Linked DNA regions of Mus musculus: region 1 is linked to region 2. A link is a contact called in ENCODE Hi-C or POLR2A ChIA-PET data. All regions are on one chromosome and are shown on one strand. Each heading gives the region's core, a stretch centred on a gene start or an enhancer-like site at or near the end of the contact. The rest is flanking DNA. Distances are from core to core; before and after follow the strand shown.

The links. Hi-C counts contacts between places; a loop is a spot of excess contacts on that map. ChIA-PET counts read pairs that join two places held with the same protein, here RNA polymerase II (POLR2A).
Region 1: a map of mouse trophoblast stem cell shows a loop between it and region 2 (2.3-fold over the local background). The contact joins the enhancer-like site here to the promoter of Sertad1 in region 2. A Hi-C loop is called at or near these places in 1 of 37 maps with a recorded cell type or tissue (mouse trophoblast stem cell). POLR2A ChIA-PET finds 5 or more read pairs at or near these places in 4 of 5 experiments (Patski and embryonic stem cell).

What each region holds. Positions count from the first base shown.
Region 1 is chr7:27,541,482-27,544,363 of GRCm38, forward strand. Pld3 (phospholipase D family, member 3) reads right to left here. Exons shown (of 14, transcript NM_011116.2): 3 at 1,263-1,423; 4 at 608-700; 5 at 433-507; 6 at 205-347. The coding sequence starts at 634. Among named protein-coding and RNA genes, the nearest start is that of Pld3, 10 kb to the right of the region's middle. Within about 2 kb of position 1,275, at least 1 of the 3 ENCODE cell types and tissues checked has a DNase peak (open chromatin) inside an H3K27ac peak, as active enhancers do.
Region 2 is chr7:27,485,504-27,488,518 of GRCm38, forward strand. Sertad1 (SERTA domain containing 1) reads left to right here and starts at 1,450. Exons shown (of 2, transcript NM_018820.4): 1 at 1,450-1,575. It overlaps Gm38972 (a long non-coding RNA gene), which reads right to left and starts at 1,457. Exons shown (of 5, transcript XR_881906.2): 1 at 1,222-1,457.

The sequences.
Region 1 (2,882 bases), core at 25-2,524, 56 kb after region 2:
GTGTTCACAGACCTGTATAAAGGATGATGACGCTGTGGCTGCCATGGAAACCGAAAGGAGGGGGTAGAGTGGGCACGGATGTGGGCACCCACAATCCCCTCGTCACAGCACTGCCTGCAGCAAAGCACCGGGTGCTCTCGCAGGCTTAAGTGTCCCTGGGCTGGCAGGACCCTCCCACGCACAATCCAGCTGCCTTTCACTTACTCGCAGGGGTCATAGCAGGGGGCTGGGCGCTGATTTGGTCCAAATAGATGTAAGTCCCCGTATTCCCATAGAAACAGCTGAGTCATCAGGGCACCGAAGCCCACTACCGCCAGGATCAGGACCAGGAGGACCCAGCGGGCTTTCTGTGGAGTGGGGCAGGAAGCTGTCAGCCTATACAAGGTGGTCCCAACAGTTTGAGATAGTTCAAGTGGAGCAGCGTACTCCTACCTTCTCTGCTGCCTTCCATGCCTCGATTTCATTCAAGGGCAGTTCTCCCGCAGGCTCCTCAACAGGCACCTTCAGCTGTGGGATCAGGGATGATGGCGGAGTGGAATAGAGTGGTTTGGTGGTTTCCTACCCTTCAATACCCCCCCCCCCCCCACTAAGCATCCCATCCTCCTACCTCCTGGTACATCAGTTTGGGCTTCATATTGCCTGGCCGCTGGGGGACTCTGCAGAACGAAGGTGGCTAGGTGGGTGTGTCAGGGACTGGAAACTGGGGAAACAAAAAGCAGGCACTGTGTGGGTGTTCTGGGCTTTTAAGGGGCATCAAAAAAAAAGTGGATATCTTTGGGTTTATGAGATCTACTAAAAGCCTCTTTCTTCTCCCATTATCAAGTGGGCCCTTAGCCCTATGACCATCACCCCAAAAGGAAGAAACTGGTTGCTGGTCAGCTGGGATGTTGAAATCCCTCGAGGTCCAACGCCTCTGCTTTTTTTTTTCACTCCCGTGTTGCCTTTCAAAGCGTCCAGCATGTCCGTCATTAGCACCCACGTTACTCCCTATCAGAACCCCTTTTTGTTGCCTGCTGAGCTCGAATCTAAGTAATTTCACAAAGACAGTCCCGGCTGGGGGCCAGGGGAGCCCCGAATCTCTGTGCCTGGTTTTTCTCAGTCTTGGATGACTCACGGAATGTTCCAGGTGGAGCGTCTGCCCAGTCCCAGGTACCTACCTGACCAGACATCTGAGGCTCATACCCCAGGGCCACCGCAGCCTCCCAATCCTACCCCCCGTCCCGCACCGCAGCCCCCACACCCTAAAACAACACCGGCCTTACTCAGACGTTGGCTGCTACTTCGGTGGGGCTCCAGCTTCTGTCTGAGCAGCTGAGTAGGGGCGGGACCTCCACGGATCACGCCCACTGCAGCGAGGAGTCTGCGCAGTGCGCGCGCGTCGGCTGACTCCCCTCGAACCGGGAAAGGGGTGGTCCTGAGCAACCTGGTTTGGGGTAGAGAGGAGCTCAGCTTCGCCATAGCCACCCCAGTTTCCTCATTTCTCCCCCACCCTCCCAAAAGGGACCGAGAAGTCACAGAGAAAAGGGAATTCTTATCCCTTCTCTGATCTACAAATGTGAATTTTTGTTGTTGTTGGTTTTTCGAGACAGGGTTTCTCTGTATAGCCCTGGCTGTCCTGGAACCAAATGTGAATTTTTATACCACGGACTCTTTAGTGATAAATCCTAAGATTAATCTTGAAGGCGCTTGAAGATAATATAGGGAGATCAAGATTGAATAATGTAACTGAAAGAGAAGGGCAAGCTCAGGAGAAGACAGCCCACGCAATGGGATGGGAGAACAATCGGGGACGGCTGGCCATGGGGGTGGTGGGTTTTCTGGTAGTTTGCTGGGATGACGATATTTCCTTTAAGTCAATTTTTATTTTTAGAGATTAAAATTTAAAAAGGAAAATCCAAGGCTTCTGGATCTCATATTCTATCCAAGCAGGATTTTTTTTTTTTCTTTAAAGTATGCTACTTATTTATTTAGGTCTTATGAGACAGGATCTCCTATAGCCCGGGCTGATGTACTGTACGGATTTAAAGTTAGACAAATAACAGGTGGTCCTTCTCATGACTCTCCCCTTAGCCTATCCGAATCACAGAGGAAGTACAGAGCTTGCATTGCTACTGAGCAGCATAAACAGCCCTTTGCTGCCTTTAGGGATGGCTCTCTTGGTTTGTGTGTGTGTTATCCACCTAGATTGACGGTTTTGCAAAGGCCCTACCAAGGGGGCCACATCCCCAGCCTGCTTTTTTATTATTAACTTTTTTTGGGTGGGTAGTTCCCCAAGGTCTCATACTATGGCCCAGGCTGGCCTTTGAACAATCCTGTCTCAGTCTCCCAAATGCTGTTATTATATAGAGCCCCTCTTCCTGTATAACCAGGGAGACTGAGGCAGGAGGATATCGATGAGGTCCAGGCCAGCCTGGGCTGCACTGAGGCTGTCTCAGAAAAGAAAACCAAAAACCAGGATCCAGCAGGTAAGGACAAGGACGGAGGTTAACTGAGGCTTCTGAAAGGATCTCACAGAAGCAGAAGATAGCAGCCTTAGAGTGGGTGAACTACAGGGTGGGGGAGGGGAGGAGAGACTGGGTTGACTCTCATTATTCCTGAAGGCTTTGATGAGAGATGTTTTCTTGGAAGAATATGAAGCTGGAAATAGAGCGTGCTGGCACTAGTCTGTCATCTTAGCTCCCTGGAGGTGAAGGCAGGGATTTATCAGGAGTTCAAGGTCATAAAATTCAGCTACAAAGAGTTTGAGACAGCACGTAACTGCTCTTCCAGTGGGGCTGAGTTGGGTTCTCAGCCAGCCACCACAGAATAAGTCCACACAACCTGTAAACTCTAGTTCCTGAGAATCCAATGCCCTAATACAGCACACACTCACACACACACAC
Region 2 (3,015 bases), core at 200-2,699:
AGCATTCTACTGTTTGGATTTGTGTTTGTGCTTGTTTGGCTGTTTATGTAGTACGTGTATCGAGTGACTGAGAAAGTCAGAATAGGGTGTTGGATCTTCTAAAACTACAGTTATAGGCAGTCATGAGCTGCCATGTGGGTGCTGAACTGAACCTGAACCAGGAGCCGAGCCTGGTCCTCTGCAAGAGCAACAAGTACTCTTAGCCACTGAGCCACCTCTCCAGCCCTTAATGTTCTACTCTTAGTAAATCATCAGGCTATTTTACTTTATTTTATTTTTCAGTGCTGTAACCAAGTGCAGGTGTTTAACATGCTGAAATGTGAGGCAAGCACTCTTTCACTAAACTGTACCTTTCCAAACATATTTTAAGAATAGCTGAAGGCCAGGTGTGGAGCGCAGGCCTTTAACCCCAGCTCTCAGGAGGCAGAGGTTAGTGAATCTCTGAGTTAGAGGCCGCCTGGTCTATAGATTGAGTTACAGGACAATCATGGCTGTTGCCCAGAAAAACCCTGTCTCAAAATAAACGAAAACCCAAAACCAAGACAAAGAGACAAACAAAAACATACACAAAAACTAAACTAAAACCCAACTAACCAAACAACCAAAAAAAAAAAAAAAAAGAATATTAGGTGTGGCATAAGTCTCTGGTTCCAGTCACTGACAGGCTGAGGAGGGTTGGTTGCTCTGTTTCCCAGGCTAACTTGGGCAAGTTAGTGAAACTGTCGCAAAAAAAAAAAAAAAAAAAAAAAAAAGTTCGTCGGTTTTTTTTGCTAGTTTGTTTTGTTTTGTTTTGTTTTGTTTTAAGACAGGATCTCACTCTGAGGTCCAGGCTGGATTCAAATCCACTAAGTAGTCCGGCTGCAAACTCAAAGCAATCCCCCATACTTTAGTTTTCCCATACTGGGGTTATGGGTGTGAACAACCACGCCCCGCAGGAAATTATTTTCAGGGACTTAAACTGCTGCCCAAAGTCACACAGCTCCTCCGGAACTGATGCCCAGGACGTGACTCTGGTGTCGTTCCGTCCCCCCCTTACTCCCGTCTTTAATCATAGTAGAATCCAGTTGTCTCACTGTATTGAGTCCAGTATCCTAAGCCCTACTGAGAAAACTGTTAATTTTGTAACTCTCAAGAAGTAGGTCCTCTTCCAGAAGTCATACAGTTTTCTAAAATAACACATGAAGTGACAGGCCTGTACTTTTTAAAGTACAAAACCCCTACCTGTCATCGCCCCACAAGGGAAATCGCTACCAGAGCTGTCCCTTCGCTCAGGCAGTCCTCCTGGGCATGCGCTTTAGGGACAACCTCCCCCCTCCTTCTGGAACGGCCCCGCTCAGGCTCCGCCCACCACCACCAACGAGAGCCGATCCCTGAGCTGCAGGGCGGGGCTGCCACGCGAGTGGGCGGGAACTAGGGATAGTCGAGTGTCTGGAGTCGTGCGCCGGAGTCAGAACTGCGCCTACCGTCCCAGGTGTCGGTTGCTGGAGCAGAACAAGCTAGCGATGCTACGGCAGCCGCTTCCTGATTGGCTGCGTGTGGCTCCCTCTTCGTTCTGATTGGCCGCGAGTGATCTGTGTATGTAAATGAAGGGGCCTGGTGGGGAAAGACGGGGGTACGGGGGGCCGGGTTCTTTAGGGTGTTCGATACCTCAGCTAGGTAGATGGTGGCCGGGGCTGACCGGGATCGAGCGCCCAGGGCCTGTATGTGTCGCCCGCCCGGGCCGGGCTGGGTGAATCACGTCGGAGCCCGAGAAGGGGGCGGAGGCGCCGGCTCCCTGGCTCCGGCTGCGTGACTCACCCGCCCCCGCCGCCGCCGCTCCGGGAGGAGCCGCCTCCGCTGCCTTCCGGAAGCGAGGGAAGGCCGGGCTCACTGAGCGGCCCGCGGGGGTCGCGGCTCGCTGTGGCCCGGGAGGGACAGGCGGTACCCTGGGGAATCTAAAGGATCCCGGGGTCACTGGGGCCGGAGTCCCCGGGGGAGCCCAGGTTGGAGTACCGCTAGGGGGCGCCGGGACTCGGGGGGGCGGAGTCGGGGTGGGGGCTGAATTCCTGCGGTTCCCGGCTCCCGGGTCTTCAGCGAAAAGGGCAAAGACTGGATTTTTAGTGTCTTGCTAGGTCTAGGCAGCGTCCCCGGGACTGAGACCCTGCGGCCTTTATGCCCCCGTTAGATTAGGCTAGGGGCTTCAAACTCTAGTCCTCTTGGAAGAAAGTACCGATTTTCAAACTTCTGTCAATGACTTACTCCCGCGGCCCTTCAGGGTTTCCCTTGTCTCTCTCTTTCCTCAATAAGTTCGGGACCCTTACTTCCTTGAGTGACTACTAACAGCTTAGGCTTTAAACCCAAGCGGCCAGCATCCCAGTGAGTACAGCAGTCGGAAGGCAGGCAGTTCAGGCCCACTTCTATCTCCAAACCTACACACACACACACACACACACACACACACACACACACACACACACATGATGCTGCCCCGCCACCGATCTTTCCCCAGGCAGCAGCTACCGGGGATCCTCTAGAGACCTTGCCAACTAACGTCACCATTCATCTTCCTGCCTAGACCCTACCCTCCATGACTCTGTCCTGACACTCTGAAAATCCAAGCCTCCTATTCCTGCCCGCGCCTCCTCCTGCTTGCTCCCCACCCCCACCGGGACTCCTACTGTGTCACACTCTCTGCGCCTGCTCCTAGTGTGTGGTGGCCTTCTTTTTTTTTTTTTTTTTAAACTCCCCAGTTCAGGTTTACCTCTCTCTGTCTTCCTTTGGCTCTTTCAGGAAAGCCTGGCCCTGCTTCTCCATAGCCTACAGTGCAAACAGCAGGACTCAGCTTCAATGTACTTATCTTTCTTAGAAAAACCTGCCTTGACTACCTCCCAGGATGGCATCTTCCTACCACTTTCTGTACATTTGACCATAGAGTTCCATGCATAGCAGATACTCTGTATTGAACTGTGTAAGATGGCTGTATTTGTAATCAAGGAATGGAACACACCTGTAATCCTAACCCCTTGGGAGACTGAG